Linked DNA regions of Homo sapiens: region 2 is linked to region 1. Evidence: read pairs that join two places in POLR2A ChIA-PET (ENCODE). Cell type or tissue: HCT116. All regions are shown on one strand. Links, peaks and the distances in the headings refer to the core of each region. The heading gives the core; the rest is flanking DNA. Region 1 overlaps PCDH7 (protocadherin 7). Region 2 overlaps PCDH7 (protocadherin 7).

Region 1 (9,908 bases), core at 646-8,645:
TTCTTGATGAGGCATATCCATTTCTGGGTGAATCCCCCAAAGAAGAAACCTCCTGCCTCTTATTTCCACAGTGATGGCATAGGTCAATTATTGCCCGAAGTGGAGCATGCTGGGAATAAGTTCCAGAATGGCTTCTAATATACTAGATATGCTGGAGACTCAGTTGGACCGAGGGTGGATTATTGATAAACTGTATTACTGTGATGCATTTTTTAAAAGCATATGTTTACTCCCATAAGGCACTGTTCCAAGGCTGTCTGAATGTTCAGTGCATTTGTTTTATTTATGTATATAATCCATGTCCCAGAGAATCCTAACCACAATATGACAAAATACACTGACTTTCTATCAGTTCTGCTTCCCTTTCACGAAATTTGTAATGAATATTTATGATTCTAAACTCAATATAGGTCCTTGAAATAAATAAGCAGTAGTGTTGCCATGGCTTTAATGAGGTTATCGAATGGAATAGAACTTATGATCTGCCATTGTGTTTTAAAGAAGGATCATCCTTAAGAGTGAAGCCTTCTTTGGGGCACAAAGAGTGAGAAAGAGGCAGCAATGATGCTTGAAAGAAAGGAAGAAGAAATGGCAGAGAAAAAGGGAGGAAAGAAGAAAGGACAGAGAGGGAAGGCGAGAACAGCTTCTATATCCATCTACAAGCCAGAAGCCAAATTTAAAGAATATGCTACATTTATCCAAGTCATATTCACTATTCTTTTAAGGTACTGGCAGCCACCCCATCTTATTAAACATTAATTTTAAAAGCCTGTCAATGCTTGGCCTAGTCTGACCTGCCATTTTAGAATTTTAAAACAGTAAAAAAAATAGCCATACAAAAGTACATTAATACCTTTTGATATGTTAGAAATGATCCAAGAACTTAAGCACTTAAACCACTGTGGTCACTTCTCAAAAGTCCCCAATGAAATTTTGACCCATTCCTTGTCATTGCTGCATGCATTCTTTGAGCTTTTATGGAAAGGAAACTACTTAGGACCACCATCACAGTAATGCAGCAGTTAAGCAAGAAGCATCAATAACAGCAATACAGATTTCTGACATGTTTTCTTTTATCTGGCTTGCTGACAATCCTCAGGAAATGAAGCATGTGGTTTTGATGAAGTAGTTCCTTAAATTTTAATGTGGCATTGATCTATCTTAGGATTCCTAAAGGTTCATGGGCAATACACTAAGGGAGGAGAAAAAACAACAAAAAAAGATAAAACATACTGAAAGTTTAGTTCTATCAAAACATTCTGTAAAGTGTAAGTTAGAAATGGTACTACATTACACCAAAACATAATATTGATAATCTTATGGTTCATATCACAGATTTTCAAAGTTAACACTGAAAAGTGGATCACATAAATAATATGCCTTGTCCATAGCTGAGGCATGACTCAACAATGTCAAAGCACTAGAGGGAGGAAGGAAAGCAATGGTCATATTACCTAGTGTCTAATGTGGTACTCTTTGTGTCAGATATTGGAAACATCTTCTACTCCATTGTCTAAAACAGGAACCTTAAAATAAATGGTATGGGTTGTCCTCATGAATACAACACATCCACATCTATTCACCAAGCGCTATCCATTCAACTTTATATATGCCTTGTACATCTCACCTCATCCCTCTTTCACCATTTTATTTGTCAGGGTATTCATCCTCTGTCTCCTAAGCCCCACTCCAGCCTCTGTGCCACTGAATTTTGTCTTCCCAAACCATCTACTGCAAGAATTATTTTCCTACAACACAGATCTCAAATAATTACTATTTATAAGCTGTTGATAGCTTCTATTTCCTACAAAGTCGAAGCACGTTTCTACAGTATTCAGAAAACCCCAAGTACCTGTCAGCCCAAATATTCTGCAATGTGCTCTGCTTCCTCAACCACAACAGAATCCTGAACAATCCAAAATCCCTTTCATGTTGCTAAAACCGGGCCTGTATTGTTTCCTCCTACTCTGCCTGATAAAACCGTACTCTTGATCATAGTCAAAGACCTTCTCCCCTAGAGTAGCCACTGCGCCAAGGTAAGGCAATATCACTCCTTTGTCCTTCAGTAATTCTTGGGATATATCTCTATCAACTAGTTGTGATTGGTTTGGGGGCTTCATTTTTGAATGGCAAAGTTAACGTATACCATCCATCCAAAAAGGATGTTTAATACTTGAGTGTATTCATTTTTAAAGGAAAATAATGTCTTTGAGTTGCCTGTGATATCTCTCCGTGAAATATTACAACTACAAATCTGAAGTTTCCCAGGAGAACATTAAATCAGATTTCAGAGCTTGTGTTTAAATTTTTGAATGGAGGGAGAACACACACAGGCTACACTTGGTGGGCAATGACTACAGAAAATATGAGGTCAGCTTTATGAAGAAGAGCTAAAAGAGAAAGATTTCCCAGAAGATAGAAGGAGAATCACATATATGAGGGAAGCAAAAAGAAAGAAAGAAAGAAAGAAAGAAAGAAAGAAAGAAAGAAAGAAAGAAAGAAAGAAAGAAAGAAAGAAAGAAAGAAAGAAAAGAAACCCCGCTTTAATTACAGACTATCAGACAGCCAACCATCAAGAGTGGCTCTGCCTTTGCTATGACTGATATTTCTGTGAAATCCTTGGAACTTACTGGCTTCTCCAGATTCTGGGTTCTTTATTCCAAATTTGATGAGGAATAAAAGGAAACTGCTTTTGCTGAGCTAAACAAGAAAAGCACTTTTGGAGTGAAATGTAAATGATAACCCTAAAATTAGAGAAATTGGAAATTCTCATTTTTGGTTGGGTGCTATTTGTTCTGCAGAGGCAGCACTTTCGGACCTATGCTGAGTTAGCCCTATCCTATTCTAGGATAATTTAAGAGCATTAGCCTTTCTACTAATCTAACCCCCAAGATCCTAGCTCTTGATATTATCAATCTAATAGTAACCAGGTGTTTCCATAATATGATTTCAAGAAGCGTCTCATATTCTGATCTCTGGAAGGCATTTCTTCAAATGGTTCTCGCTATCAAAGACCCCTGTACGCCGAGGTAGCATCATATTTGAATTTGCAGGGACTTTATTGTAATCTCAGCAGTATCTGGCTGTCAGCAAGGAGGTGGCATAATGGACTATAATCATTTTGCACAGAGTAAGGACAGGTCTAGCAGAAAATGTTTAATTCTAGGTGATGGCTCTTGCAGAGTCAGTAAAGGGCACGTACTAATAAGGAACTGCAAAAAGTACCGGTGACGACATGCTTGCCTTGAAGAGCAAGCTCAGCAGATTTTCCACAGCTAATAGAACCATTACCGCTACATGTCAAGCTATGAGAAATACCAAAGGACATAGGCATCGGAGTGAAAGAGATAAGAAGAAAGCAACAACAACAAAAGGAGATAAATCAGAAGACCCAAATCATGCCTCCATATTTTTACCAGCTGAAAGTTGTTAAGCCAACCATGTTATCAACCCTGCGAAGCAAAAGGGTGCCAAAAAGCTTGCACAGGACAATCTCCATGTTTTAATGTGTTATAAATATCACATACAGTAACCAAACTGTTCACTAGATGAATATCCGTGCAAAGCTCATTTCTGGTGATGCCTGTATTGTCAACTGCCTCTGCATCTGGGCTCTAAGGCTTTTATCTTTGCTATTTAATGCTTACTTTTTTTCCCGTTCTTACTCACATATAAAACGCAAAACGCTGCAAATGAAGAAAAGGAAAATGCATGAGAAGGATCCTGTTGCTTTCAAAAGAGAATTAATTCTACACACTATTTCTAAAGGTTTCTGTTACCACTAGTAAACTGAAAGTCAAATGGGTTCTTTAGAAAACAGAGGGGTAGTCCAGGAATAATATCCAGGTTTTAAGATCTTGTGTAGATTATCCTCTGCGCACTCCCCACAGTTGCATTCTGTAATAAAGGCAATCTTTCTTGTGCAATGACCACAAGAAGCACCAGTGTTTAAAAGCCCAGTATTTGAAATGTCTAACTAAAAAAAAATATAAATTTTTAATATAAAGAGGTGGAAGCACAAAATAAGTAAACCATGACGGATTCATCAAAATGCACACAATATCCCCACAGGAATGTAAAGTAGCTATTTAAGGCTTACAGCACCATTTAACAGGCAGAAAAATAATAACACAAACCAAAGATGAAAATGCAGCACCTGACCTTTTACGCAGCTCACTGTTACTCTGTGCCAGGCTGTCGCTGTTTAATGCAACACAACAATGAGAAAAGGTCTCTGGATGTGGCGTGTGGCATTCCAAACCAAGCGGTCGCTGGCCTGCACTCTAATACTTTGATAGCATCCAGTCCCCCATCAGGCAAAGCTTCAAATTTTTACTCATTATTTTGAGTAAATGAAATTAAATAATAGAAGTTGCTTGCAAATAAATGTGAAAGTAGGTGCTCTTTGAAAATGAATTTGCTTAGGATGGGAGGGCACTCTCATGACCTCACTATCAAGGAGTTTAATTAGTCATGCCTGGAAGAGAGAGGAAATGCTCGGATTACAGACCTGCCCTTTAAGGACTTACTATGTCTGTGCCATCACCCAATATCTGAGATACCGATCGTTTGTGGTCACCAGTTACTATGCTGCTACGAGACAGGGCTTAACTCAATTTATCTCACTCTTAATTCAACCGTTAATAAAAACTGAGCATCGAGGAACATAGCTCAGAAGGTTCTGAATAGTGCCTCTGGGATACACATTTTATCCTTCCCACTGTTTCTATTCTTGTTACATCAGTATGCAGAAGCCATTTCAACTGAATATTCCTAGAAACAATAAAATTGTATGCAGAAGGATGGGTTTGAGTTTAAATAAAAAGTTTTGAATTCCGGCAATTCAACTTTCATGCATACAGCAGCAGTGTCCTAAAAACCCTGGGTTCCCATGAACACAGACCATTTATCACTGAAGATTATTAAGGAAATCTGTGAAGAAGCAAGGGTATCTCTTATTTAAGACTAAGAAGACAAGTGCATTTGTAGTAAGAGGAACACTGCCTTATACCGATTTCAGGCCCGCCTAAGGGGTGGGAAATCTTAAGCACACAGGGCTATGCCCAGCATCTGAACGAGACCTTGAGAAGGCCACCATCCTTAGCTGTATGTCAGAACCAGTCTAGCCTCATTTTTATTTTCTGGACATTGTGCCAAGCTACAGGCACACCAAACACCATGAGTCAACTGTGCAATTGCACATCTTTCCTCCCACATCTAAATGGGGATGACCCCTTTCCTCTGCATGATGTTGGTTCTTCTGGAAGTCTCTAAGTTCAAGAAAGTGGATAAAACTTATCTGACCCATCGCTTGGCTGACAATGTGGAGAACAACACTTTAGGTGATTTTCCAGAATCTGCAAAGAGGAGGTAGAATAGTAAAGACTTGATTTTCAGAATCAGACATACCTGAGAGTGAACAGAGTGAGATCATTTACCAGTTACAAGGAGGCAGAGAGTGACTTAACCTCCCAAAGCCTCAGTTCCTCATCTGCGAAATGGGTCAAATAACAGTACCTATCTCACGCAGTCATTGTGACAATTCATAAGTCCTTAGCACAAGCGACTGACATTAAGTGCTCAAGAGGTGTTGTACATTGTGATAATGTTCCAGTATCAATATTTAAGCCATTAGTGTCATTTTTTTTAAATGAGGCACAGAAAAATAATTCCATTATACGAACAGTGCAGGTGAGAACCTGTACTTAAAATACCATGCAAAATGCAATAACAACCCCTCAAATTTTCTTTACTGTAATTTATGAACATTGCATTTTCTTCATGTGTCATCGCTAATAAAGTCCTGTGGCTTGTGGTGTTTTTGCAAATGTACTAAATAGATCAATTACACATTAAAATATTCATATTCACATGAAAACATGTCCCCCTCCCCATTTTCTCCTAGATTAGCTGTATTTTTATAGTCTGATCATCATTTATATATGATGTGATGGTTGTGACCTACATATTCTCAAAACTTCTTCATTCCTTAAAAAAAAAACTAGTGTTGTTTACTTCAGTTTTCTCTTTGTCACAGTAATATGCTCAGTTTCTCATCAGAATAATACATTACTATTTTTAAATCCATTTGAATATGATTTATCATCTTTCACTGTTTGCTGCCAATGTGGTTCTTCATACACAAGAAGTAGTCAAATACGCAACTCCTTGTCCAATCAGACTCTTCACAGTGGTCAAACTTAAGTATGAAGAACCGTTCAGTTTAATGTGTCACTTCCTACATATTCCTAGAGAGTTACAAAAAGAACTATTTTCATTTTTTAAAAAAATGCTTGAGTCAAAAGTATGAAAATTAAGAAAACTAAGATAAACTAGCCCCCTCCTGGGGCTTTTTAGACAAGGACTTTCTCTCACACACAAAAAGTATCTATTTTATTTTACTATTTATTTTGCAACTTTGGGCCTGTTTTGAAAGCATTTCCATTATTTTCTCTCTCTTTTCCTGTATTCTGTGTTGCTGTTTTCTTTAATAGCAAAGGAATTTTCCTATCATTGAGTTACCTAAAAATGCTAATTGAAAGTCCAAGAGTATTATTTTGGATGTTGAATCTTGACCTATTAGCATTTTTACTCTCTTAATTGTTCTGGTCAATGACTTAATGAGAATTCAAGACTCTATTAACATATTTAGAGCACCCTTACAAGGCAGGACATGTTTCCTATCTGCTCTACTGCTTTGAACTAGGATTTATTCAGAACTTGTTTATGGCAAGACTACCGCTCTTGAAGATAGGAGAGGCACCATTACACATATTTGCCCCCATCCTCTCCCAAAGATCTTTAGAATAATTTGCTATAGGATTTACTTTTAAAAAAAAGAGTGAGCTCTTTGTCCGGCCCAATTACAGAAATTTGTTCACCACACCTTCTTACAGAAAACTTCTACCTATTGAAAAATGATCTGAGCAAAATCCACTAAACAAATAATTTCATAACCAACTTTAACTTAGTTATTCAAGAGACTATCATATCATAACACCCCCATCAAATTAATGGCAGGGATAGACAATCTGAAGATGAATCATTTAATTTGTCCTTAGCAAAACGGCAACGAAGTCTATTTTTACTTTATCTATTCAATTTCCCCCAACAATGTTAAACTCTTGTATGAGCACAAAACCATCTGCACTTAATTAATCACACAATCCACCCAAACATTATCAGATCCCAAGAGAATGAAAAAGTGTATATATAGTTAAATAGAGCCTTCATGTAACATATTTAAATCAGAGTCTATCTAAATGATCTAGAAAAAGCAGCACCGCTCTACCCAACCAGTGAAATCTCTAATTTCAATGCAGCAACACAGAGAGCCAGGCCTAGGTTCCCCACCACAACTTTTTATCCTCATGACACTTATTTTTCTTCCCTAAAAGACACTGTTTACACTGAAGGTCTTCATACATATGATGGGAAATTTCTAGAAGACTTTATCCACTATGAGTCGTGGCTCCTGTACCCTCACAGAAAACAAGAAGCACATCACCTTAAAAAAGCACTCAGCAATGTTCTGTGCTCTGTGGATCACAGGTCAGCCACCTCTGTCTCATCCTGTGACAACAGGAATGATGCACTGTGAAAGGTGTCTTTCCCTTTCCAGTTAGAATATGGAAACTCAAAATGGTTAGGAATAGAAACAATTACAGCAAAAATCAATCAGATGAAATTTTAGAACTATAAGTGTAGGGAAAATAAAAGAGATTGAAAACCTCTCTTTTGAGCCCTGTTTTGTAATCTTCCCTGCCAGTAGTCCATTGGATTTCAGGTATTGTCATGAGTATTTTTGTAATCTTCCCTGCCAGTAGTCCACTGGATTTCAGGTATTGTCATGCTTATTTATTATTGGTCATATCATCCCTTCAGGGCTAGTTTCCTGGGATCATTAAGCTGCATATATTGGAAAAACAGTGCCTTGGGAAATTGGTGTTCCAGATTCTAATGCAAATCCTCCTAGTCAGTCCTGATTTTCCAGTTCTATGGAGCAAATCTGAGGGTTACTATGTTTGTATGGTTACATATACATATATAGAGAATTAATTATGATCATTGGAATTGTTAGATTCTCTTCAAGGGGAAAGCTGCTCTCTCATTACAGGGAGAAATCATCTGGTGTTTAGAAGTGAAAAACAACTAGTCCCATATTATGGAGAGAAGACTCATTTTCTTGACCATAAGGCTTCCTTTTGGCATATGATAACTAGAAATATGGAAGCTGAGAAACAGTAAATAATTTTCCTATTCCGCTCCATAGACATTCCTAACCTCTTGCAACTTAGATTCTAATGGGTGAGAAAGAAGTAAGCTAAATAAATAGGTAAATATCACACATACATACACTATACATATATATCCCAAGCTGGGTTAAGGGGAAGGGAAGAAGAATCGGGTTTGGGGTATAGAAGGAAGGTGCAATTTCAAATAGAGTGATCTGAAGGAGCTCACTGCTAAGACGACCTCAAGGAGGAAACATATTGAGCTCTGAGGAAATTTGGAAGAAATGGCTCAAAAGGCTAAGCAGGTACAGATCCCAGACAGGGACTAGACCTGGCCTTGTTGCAAGAACAAGGAGGAGGCCACTGTGGCTGAAGCTGAGTGAGAAGAATGTGGCAGGAGTGGACTTGAGAAACCAGGTCCTGTAGGACCTTGAAGCTTTTGGCTTTAACTTGGACGAGATGAAAAAAATCTCTGGAGGCATCTAAGCAGAGGAGTAATTTGAATTGTGTTTTAAAAGAAGTGTTCTGGCTATGGTTTTAAAAATAGAGTGCTGTAGGGGCCAGGGTTGGAAGCAGGGAGACCAATTTGGAGTCTTTTAGATACTCTTTGCCAGGCAGAAAAGATAGTAGAAAATGAAACAGAACAACACAATAACATGCATGACCTGATCTGAAACCACAACAAAAGCCCTCTAAAAAAAAAAATCCACCATATCCTGAAAAATGCTGACAGGTCAATTTTCCCAGAGGTTGAATAGTCGTCTCAGAAGGATGAGTATTAAAAACTGCATGTTCTTCAACAAATTACATAAGTCTCTAATGTTCCATTTACTTTATCTCATTCTTATGTATATATTTCACACCTACTTATTTATTGACATTTTTAGAACAGATATATGCAGACAAAAGGACAAATTAAGAAACAAATGTTTCATGCATAACACAGCCTCTTATCTTAGGACCAACTAATAATTAAACTAAAATCTAAAAACCAAATTTCAAAATACTAAAATAACAACTCAGCATACTGAAACATAGAGAATGAATCTAAAATGCTTGAGCACTATAAGTAAAAGCCTCAGAAACTGTATATCCTTGAGCCCTCACAACATCCTATGAGATAGATGGAAAAGAAAAATCTAAGCTACAAAAAGTGAGATGACCTGCTTAAGGTCCCATAGCAAGTAAATATCTTGCATCTATTTAAATCAGGTTTCTAAGTCCAGGTGCCATTTTCTTCTCCTATATCACAACTGTCATGCTTTTATTTGAGAATTTCTTTATTTAAATTCCTCAAAATAGAGATTGCATAGCCAAATAATCAAATACCTAAGGATGTTCGGTATTGTTAATGACTTCTCTTGATATGACCAGTCTGTACTCTCTATGTGCTCGCTGAATTTCTGGCAAAGTGATGCAAGAATAGATACTATGCTAACTCATAATGAAGCCAGCTGATGAAGTTCTTTCTTCTACATTGGAATGCAAACAAAAGGCCTTTAATATCAAGACCAAAGAGTAAATCCAAAAAATGCCCCTTTTCCCTATTCTTTCTGATAAATATCCCATGGATCAGCTTATTATTATTACTATTATTATTTTCCTTCTAACTCTTCATCGTGCAATTCTGGCTCAAATTCACTATAGAAAACATCTTGAAAAATGAATATACAT
Region 2 (9,908 bases), core at 558-8,557, 59 kb before region 1:
GAGACTGAAGAAATAACTAACACTCACATCGTGCTCATTAGGAACCATGTGCCAATATTAGTGTTTTGCCCTTATTAATTCATTTGATTCACCCAACACTCAACATATATCATATCAGAAATTACCACATAGGATAAAACAGTTTCAGAGACTCTTCTGATATTTCACACTAACAAGTGACAGAGCCAGAAGTGGAACTGAGGCAACGTGGCTGCAGAGTCTGTGTTTTAATCACTATGGTACCCTGTCTCTTAATCAAAATGTAACAAAGGACAAACAGTTGATTGTGTGGAAAGCAAGGGTGCTCCCATGAGTCCAAATATCATTCTGAGGCACTAGAGTAATTAAAAATCTACTATCAGCCATCCCATATATTGGAACTGACCTTGTACAATGAATGTGAGGCAGATTCTCAGTTGACAAAGCCACCCTTACAAGATAATTCCCCTTCCATTTCATCTTACCCTTCATCATTACAGCTCTAGCAATTATTTACGTTTTATTCTTACATGAAACAGGATCTAATAACCCTTTAAGGGTTTCATCAGACCCCCATAAAAATCACTTTCCACTCCTACCCTACAACTAAAGATATTCTAGGTTTCATTTTCCTCCTCCTCCTTAATAACTCTAGTACTATTTTTGCCTGACCTCCTGAGTGACCCAGATAATTACAGTTTAGCCAACCCCCTCAATACCCCACCCCACATTAAACCAGGGTGAGACTTTTTGTTTGCATATGCAATCTTAAGATCCATCCCTAACAAACTAGGAGGCGTTCTGGCCCTTGTATTCTCCATTCTCATTTTAGCAGTTATTCCCATACGTCACATGTCTAAACAACAAAGTGTAATATTCGGGCCATTAAGTCAATGCCTATTCTGAATCTTAGTGGCTGCCCTGTTTACATTCACATAAATCAGAGGGCAGTCAGCCGAATGCTCTTTTATTACCATCGGACAGACAGCATCCATTATGTACTTCTCTACTATCCTCACTCTCATACTATGCACTACCCTAATTGAAAATAAACTACCTAAATGAAAATGCCCTTGTAGTATAATTCAATAATCTGGTCTTGTAAACCAGTCCCCTCCCCAGGATAACTCAGGGAAAAAGCACTCCAGCTTCACCGTCAACACGCAAAGCTGGAAATCACATTGCCTCAGCTTGAATTCTGGGACCATAACCTTGTGCAAAATACTTCCTGCTTTTTTCTGTTTATAAAATATCAGTGCCAAAAATGCCTACCACACATAGATGCTGTTAGGATTCACAAAAATGGTGTGTACAGTGTTTGGCGAGTAATAAGGTGCTCAAAAATTTCAGCTATTAACTTTATCATTATGTGCCCAAATTATTGGTCATGGTATTTAGAATTTGTTCTGAATGAAGGAAGCCTCCTTATTTAATATGTAATATTAAAATAAATAGAAAATAGGGCAACCAGGAAAAAGTACTTTTCCTCTTGCCTCCCATAGGAATTAAAAGTTACAAAAGGAGAGGAAAATGTTAAAGGAACCAATTTGTCAATAAAGAGGAAGGAATACTGGCTGCTGCCACAGTTACCTCAATGTTCACTTCAACTCCACAAGAAGTGTTTTCCCACATCACAGTCAGAAAAACTGAGTCATGTTGATCATTCAAATTTGCACAGTCAGGAAATGGCAAAACCAAGAGGACCTGAAATGATACCTCCCTGACACAATAGCTCTTACTTTTCCATTACATCAGTGTTCAACATATTATAGGTTACAAAATTTAGCAAGTCATGAAATCATTTTAGTGGATTTTAACCTAGCCTTTGCAAAAATTAAAAAAGGAGAAGAGAGGAGAAAATATCAGTGTACATCACGTGAAGTAAAAGCAAATACTATTGGATGAAAGTGTTACAGTCATATTGTGCATGTGGGTATCCATGGGTCTTTGGGGTTGCCATGGAAATTGTATTTCTTAATGTCTGTAGCAGCAAAAATGTTAGAAACAAAGTAAGTACCACGTTACATTCGTCATGCTGGTGTGATAGTCAAACAAATACATACTGATTCACTGAACCACTGAGGTCATGATTTCTTGGACCTACACATATTTCAAGGAAAACAAAAAAAGTTATACATGTAAGCGAGGCAGTGTGCAGCTTTCTATTCTTTATCACATTCTCAGTAAGTACTGGGAGAATTTGGCTTGGTAATGGTTATACCATCACTAACAAGCTGAATGAGTTGACATATCAATTAAATTTTATGTTCCTAGGTTTTTTCCTCTATAAAAGAGAAGATAACATTTCTTTCTCTCGAATTACCTCCGTGGGATTCTGAGCCATTTAGGCAAAAGTCAGTGTAGTGATTTAGAGAAATAGTCCAGGGAAAGGATAAGTGGGTGTGTGTGCCCGTGCACATGTGTGCACATGTGCACACACTTGACAGAATCCAATGCCAACAAAAGATATGGCACAGTGTCAGAGAAGAAGGCAAAATATGTATCACACTGAAAGGGAAATTGCCGCTCTTTGAGACCATGGGATAACCTTTATTATGTGGCTGGGTCAATAAGAGTCTCAAGTGATAAAATGGAAATTATGAAGAGCTTGAAAATGGAGTAAGGTTAACACAGATCTATGAAGATATTTGGATATATGAAGATATTGGGAAGTATAAGAAGCATATACTACTAACTTTTGGCATGGGGTCATTCTCAAGTAATTGCAGCTATTGCTAAGGCAGTGACTTCCCTAAGCAAAAGTATGACTTTGTTTTTATCTTCTTTCAACTCTTCAAAGAGTAAAGCATGCAATGAAAGATTTATTTCCCCACATGACTAACACATAGAGATGATAGAAACACCAAGTGCATATTGTATTTATTTTACCAACTGGTACGAAGAAAATAACCTTGTATTTAACATCCTCTGAAACACTAGAAAAGCATGCTCAGTCCAGGTGCAGTAGCTCACACTTGTAATCCCAGCACTTTGGGAGGATAAGACAGGCTTGAAACCAGGAGCTGGAGACCTGCCTGGGCAGCACAGTGAGATCCTGTCTCTACAAAGAACAAAACATATTAGCCAGGCATGGTTGTGCGTCTGTCATCCCAACTACTTGGGAGGCTGGGGTAGAACTGCTTTAGCCCAGGAGTTTGAGGCAGCAGTGACCTATGACCGCCCCATTGCACTCCAACCTAAGCTACAGAACAAGACCCTTTCTCCAAGAAGAAGACAAAGATGAAGATGAAGACAAAGATGAAGAAGAAGAGGAGGAGGAGGAGGAGTTAAAAGGAAGAGGAGGAGGAAGGGGAGGGGAAAGAGGAAGGGGAAGAGAGGGAGGAAGGAGAGGAAAAGGAGGGGGAGGAAGAGGGAGAGAAACGGGAGGAGGAGGAGGGGGAGGAGGGGGAGGAAGCAGGGGAGGAGGAGGATGAGAGGTAGGAAGAGGAGGAGGAAGAGAAAGGACTTCTCAGAATTACTAGCTCCAAATTGTGACATCTACAATAAGACTCATGTTTCACACTTGGTAGCCTTTAAGGGTGCCCCTCTGCTTTTTAGCCAGTTGTTATCTGTTACTTTATATATAATCCACATTTATATCTCAGCTTTGCTAAAATAAATAATTAAATTGAAAAAAATACTTCAGATTAAGGAATAGGCACAGAACTCCAAACCCATCAATTCAAGGACTATTTCTGAAGGGTTCGTTTAGAACGCTGCTAAAAATGTGAAGGTGGAACCTGCAAGTCACATAAAGGAAGATTTCCATTTTCGCCAGTTTTAACTTAATATGAGAGCAGCAGATGGTGTCTTATTGAAAGCACTTTTCAATTTTCTGGGCAAAGTAATTTCTTAAATGAAAAGGCTCCTTCAGGCACCCAAAAACTGCATTCCAAAGCTGTTAAGAGACCTAACTGCAGTCAAAAAGCTAGAAACGGTGGTAAAAGACAACTAGAACTCAGCAAAATTGCTTCCTAATTTGTGCTAGAGATGACATGAATTCCTCAATGATCTCTGGTTGCTGTAAATGTGCATGTTTGTTTTTATGCATGTGTCTTTAGATGTGAGCAGTTGTTCTTGACTTTGACCAGCATCCTCCCTTCTTGTAGTAAGGAAACTTATAGTTTGTTCTGGGTTTTGTTTTGTTTTGTTTTGTTTTGAGATGGAGTCTTGCTCTATCACCCAGGCTGGAGTACAGCGATGCAATCTCAGCTCACTGCAGCCTCCTGGGTTCAAGCAGTTTGAAACTTACAGTTTTTAAGTAAAATACTCCTGTCCTACTCCTTGTCTCTGTGGTGACCTGCTGACGGCACCAAAAGCTCCAGGGTTGGTAACAGGATCAATTTTGTTTCCCCATTTACCTTGCCAGAGTGATTGGTCAAGACTGAGGAGATGTTCTATAAGTCCATCTCATACTGTTCAACAAATTTGATTCAGGAAATGTATGTGAACTGGTTTGATTTAATGAAAGCTAATCTGATGGTCTTGGAGTTGAGAAAGTGAAAATCTGACTTTGGGGAGTCCACTGGAGAAGACAAACAGTGAATGTAACACAGAGTAAAGCAAGGAAAACAAAAGAAGCTACCCAGTCTTGATGTCATTGTTTGAGTCTCCAGCTCCAGCCATACTCCTGACAAGACTCTGCCTCTTGGCTTTCATTTAAGTACGCCAATCAATTCATTTTTATACTCTCTGTGTTTGGTTTACCATAATTCACTTCTCCTTGTTCTTATCTGTGTTACTCTATATTATTTTTTGTTTCTCAAAAAGGAAACTATTTGCTTGCATTTTTGCCAAAAAGGAGAGGTTGGCCTTTTTGAGTTTTGATGGAGCTTAAAGAAATAAATAGGACAGTAAGAGAGAAAAATGGAAATAAATAGGCAAGAAGATAGAACTCCTGTTTTTATGTTTGTTTTGTTTTGTTTGCTTCAGGTTGTATGACAGAAAGTAGATGATACCTCAGTGCATAAAGAACTTTATTAGAAATTCAGTGCAGAGGTGTTTATATTGAGCTGTGCTAATACTGATTTCATTGTTTTTCACTGAATCACAACTATGATACCTCTGTGTCCCACAACAGTTACACATATTCTACATACTGCTTTAACTATGCAATGCAGATTTGGTTATGGAGAATATTTTAATTAAGCTCTTTATATAAGGAGTCCTTTGTAATATGGACTTTCTATAGTAAAGCTGAGGAGGGTTTTTTTTTTTTTCTTTTGTAGCTTTGCTTTTCAGTACTATGGATAATGACCACTTACACCTTAAAGACCCTTAGAGGAAGCAACATATATTGCCTTTTGCCATTGACTATTTTACCATAGTTAGTTAAACCTCTTGGCTCTCTTCAACTGTTCCTAGGTATTGCATTTTCCCAAGAAGTTAAAATTCATCCTAAGCTATGAAATACCTAGAGGACATTCCATTAAATATTCCATGAGTCAATCTGGTATACTGACTAAGAGTGGGGGTTCCAAACATTGGGTTATGAAGTGGAAACTATGAGTGGGGTTTAGGGAATCTGTTAAAAACTGAAGTATGCAAAATATTTTAGAAACATGTATCAGGGTAATTTTTCCCCAAGAAAAGGCTTCTATCTTTTATCAAATTATCAAAGAGGTCTATAATCCAAAAAATGTTATTAACTGGTAGCAACCAGAAGAAATTTAATCTTTAAAGAGAAAATCAAGAAACAAGGGATGCTACTGTGTTTTTCAGAATTTCCATTTTCTATTTATCTAATCAAAACCAGCTTCAGTATGATGTCAGTATCTGCAAGTGGCAGGGTTATGAATATGTAAAATTAAGCATGATATAATCTGCTCAATATTGCATATCATCATGGCGATAATTGCTTTATTGTTCAGTGGTCAGGGTCCCTGTGAGGAAGCATAATCCAAATGAGAATTAGATGCAAGAAACATATCTCCATGATATGACAATTAGGTTCAGTACAGACAGACTTGAATGTAAAAGGCCAATTTATAAAGTTTCAAGGATACTGTCACGTAAACGGTAAGAATTTGGGGCTTAAGAGAGAAATTTTGCAAAAAAAAATACTCTAATATGACTTGTGTGATCACGGTTCTAAAATTTAAAATCATCTGATCTAAAGAATTTCCTCTTAATGCACAGTTTTGTTAATCCTGGAAAATAATCACTTTTGATTTTTTTTGTCTAGAAATAAGAATCAGATAATTGTTTCAACTTGTTTATTGGAGGAAAAAAGGAAAGAACCAAGAAAGTAGAGAAGAAAGGAAAGAGAGAAGGAAAGAAGAAAAGAGAGAGGGAGGGAAGATGGAGGAAGCAGGAGAAGGAGGAATAAAGGGAGGGAGGGAGGAAAACAGGAGGAAAGAATTGGATTTTTTATATTAACTGATTATTTCCAGAGAAACCTCCATCTCCCTCTAAGTTCAGTGGCTTTACCTTTGCTTCACTTCTTAATGATCTTATAATATTTCACATATATATTTTAATAAATACTATTAGAGGATATACTTGGATATTTTTTCCCCTTCTAGCTATATTAGTTAGGTGACTGGTAGCTAGGTTGCTGCAACGAAGACTGCAAACAACAACGAAAAGAAAACACATGAAAATAGTGGCTTGAAATAATGGAAAGGTATTTCCTGTTTTTTTTCTCTTTGTTTTGAGACAGAGTTTCACACTTGTCTCCCAGGCTGGAGTGCAATGGCACAATCTCAGCTCACTGCAACCTCCACCTCCCAGGTTCAAGCGATTTTCCTGCCTCAGCCTCCAGAGTAGCTGGGATTACAGGCGCCCACCATCAAACCCAGACAATTTTTGTATTTTTAGTAGAGACGGGGGGTTTGCCGTGTTGACCAGGCTGGTCTTGAACTCCTGACCTCAGGTGATCTGCCTATCTTGGCCCCCCAAATATTTCTTTTATATCATAGACTGGGGGTGAGTGATCCAAGCTAGCAGCACAGTTCTGCCTTAGATGACCATCTGGATGCCCAGCTTCCTCTCCTTTTGCATCACGTTATTCAAAACCTCAGTTTCGGAAAGGTCCATTGGCTGTCCTCAATCTTCATTCTACCATTCTCCCTCCTAGTACAAGAACTCCATGGAAGCTCAGAAAGACACTTCCTAACCTTCCTTCCACCTAGGTAAACCCATTTGATTATAATTTCTGGGCAATAGCATGTGCACAGAAGTAATGTGTGAAAATCGGATCATGCTTCCAACAGTCCAGAAGTGGACTCCCTTGCCCTTTACTCTCCACTGACTGAAATCCAGACCTCACAACTCTTTAAGGGTGGTGAAGCATTAAGACAGAAGGAGGCCTCACCTAAAATCATAGAGTCAACCCATTGCACCAGCATGGTGCCCTATTAATGTGTGAGAGAAATAACATTCCTCCTTTGTATAAGCCAGTGTTATGTTGGGTCTAAGTCACACAACTGAATCCACATCTTAATTACCATATCAATCCAGTATTTGCTGCTCTTCCTCACACACTTTTCTTCTGATATAAGCCTATCTATAAATAAACTCTTCTACCTCATTTTTCTCATAGTGAGTTATTTTTGCTATAAACAAAATAAAATAAGGCACCATGGCAATTCAGAGTTCCCATTAAGAAAAATAACAAATAACTATCCTCAAAACTTTTACTTATCTAACCAACTAGATTTCCATATCCAGATAAGAATTGGCACTGGCATATTTCCATCTCCATCTGTTGATTCCAATGTAAATTACCTAAGAACAGAAAATTCTGCCTAAAGCTATATGTATGAAATTTTCCACTGAATACCATGTAGTTACCAGCATAAAAATAAGAATGAAATTTTAGGAAAACTAAATTATGGAAAAAAGAATAGGATACAGTTGAAAGTCATATTCCTGAGCACTGATATTAGAAATGGAAATTGCCTGCATGATGAAGAGAGAGCCAGTCGGAAGGAGACAGAGGGATAGGTGATCTGTCTAGACCATGGGCCTGCTGCCTCCTTTCCTTCAGTTCAAACCGTATTTTATTTTATTTTTATTACACAAAAGCACGGTTGCCTTAGGCATGTCTTTCTTTGATAGCTACAACTTCCTCTTCTTACTGCCCATCTCTCACTAATCAATACACTACGAGGTGCCAGAGTAATTTCCTTTTTATAAGACTTTTACCACTTCCTGACACTTTTCACATTTCTGTCCTAATTATTTTCGGATTTTGATACCAGATAGAGAGTTCTTGTCCTCCCTAATAGGCATTTACCTTCCACACATTGGTCCAACTTTTGCTTAGCTCTGGCCTGTCTAGCTTTTGTTTTCTTTTTTTGTTGTTATTCTTTCCACACTCCCCAAACCATCAACCCTAGTTTAACTTTGTCCTTACATCCTAAGAAGTATTTTTTCTTTTAATATTCACTAATATTTTAACAAAATACTTTCATAATGCTTCTCAATCACTACTAAGATGACTTTAGTCTGCAGGAAAAAAATTGAAAACAAGAAAGCATTAATCCCTATCAGGGACTGTGCGGGAGATATTATAAATTATTCATCATAACGATGAGAACACATGGACACAGGGAGGGGAACATCACACACCGGGGCCTGTCTGGGAGTGGGTAGAAAGGGGACAGAGAGCATTAGGACAAATACCTAATGCATGCAGGGCTTAAAACCTAGATGACAGATTGACAGGTACAGCAAACCACCATGGCACATGTATACCTATGTAGCAAACCTGGACATTCTGCATATGTATTCCAGAACTTAAAGTAAAAAATAATAGTAATGATAATAATAATAAAACAAATTATTTGTTACAGGTAAATGACTCACATCTCCACCTTATGTACCTTTGCTTCACTTCCTAATGATCTTATAATATTTCACATATTAAATACCCATTCCCTGAGGTCTAAAGTATTTTTAAACTAAAAGTCTTAATAAACACACCATAAAACTTGCATGTGATATTATAATACAAATGTACAGTATTATAACAAAGTATCCTTCCAAATGAATCACGTATAATGAATGCATCTGTACTATTACCACCTACACAAATGTTTTTATTGTTTTTTACTACCAATATCAATTTATTTAAAAATTTTTACAGTGTTTTTACTTGAAAACTTTTCTTGATCTTAAGTATAAAAATGTAATATCACAAGAACAGTCATTTTAACTTCTCACATTTTATGTACGTTAAGCCCCAAATAAATACACATTTAATATCACTTACTTCATATATGTTTACTAAAACTTTGCCTGTACATAATTTCCATTCTGATATGTTTTCCTATTCACTAGATGACAACAGGTAAGAATATTAACACTATAGGTTGATCTTAATGCATATTGCAGCCTGTTACCTTCTCTAGCTGACAAACATGTGAGTGGCCAGGAATTAGGTGGAGGAAAAATGCTGATTCAGATTTCATATGACTAATGCTTTACTGATATTACAGAACACCATCAGTACTTAGACATATTACAGATCTACTTGGTTACAGTTAACAAATACTCCTTGGAGACCAACATGACCTCAGAAACTACTTACATAACTTTTTAACAGCATACTACTTAAAACCAGTGAATTTAATTTTCACTCTATCTCACATGACAGAAGAAAACGTTCACAGATCCTGTTGAAATTAATAGCCTAATGTCGAGCCAACATCAGGACTTCTTAATAAATCTTTGCTAAGTGAATAAATGGTAACTATGTGCAGAAGATTCATAGAAAATTGGATGAATAATGTTCACTTATTTAACTAAGAACCTTAAGCTAAGACCCAACAAAGCAAATACGGAATCAGATGACCTTAAATCACTACCACATGAATTCTAACATGACCCAAGTGAGTCCAGGGCTGAGAAGCTTTCAGTCTATTTAGGTAGAATGCACTGATGCATTAATCTAGAGAGAGGGAGGTAACTAAATACTCTTGAAA

Evidence for each region. ChIA-PET counts read pairs that join two places held together with the same protein. Peaks named below come from ENCODE experiments on the same cell type or tissue, not always from the same donor. Only the 100,000 strongest peaks of a DNase experiment are listed, where the experiment ranks them.
Region 2: POLR2A ChIA-PET joins it to region 1 with 7 read pairs; 3 of 35 experiments call an interaction of 5 or more read pairs at or near these places.

Annotation. Positions count from the first base shown.
Region 1 is chr4:30,816,703-30,826,610 of GRCh38, reverse strand. The region is part of intron 1 of PCDH7 (protocadherin 7); the gene reads right to left. Among named protein-coding and RNA genes, the nearest start is that of PCDH7, 100 kb to the right of the region's middle. In HCT116, for the core only: no CTCF peak of the experiment used is centred there; DNase peaks (open chromatin) are centred at 4,510 and 5,130; H3K4me3 peaks cover 3,003 bases; H3K27ac peaks cover 8,000 bases.
Region 2 is chr4:30,875,576-30,885,483 of GRCh38, reverse strand. The region is part of intron 1 of PCDH7 (protocadherin 7); the gene reads right to left. It also overlaps the pseudogene MTCYBP43. Among named protein-coding and RNA genes, the nearest start is that of PCDH7, 160 kb to the right of the region's middle. In HCT116, for the core only: no CTCF peak of the experiment used is centred there; no DNase peak of the experiment used is centred there.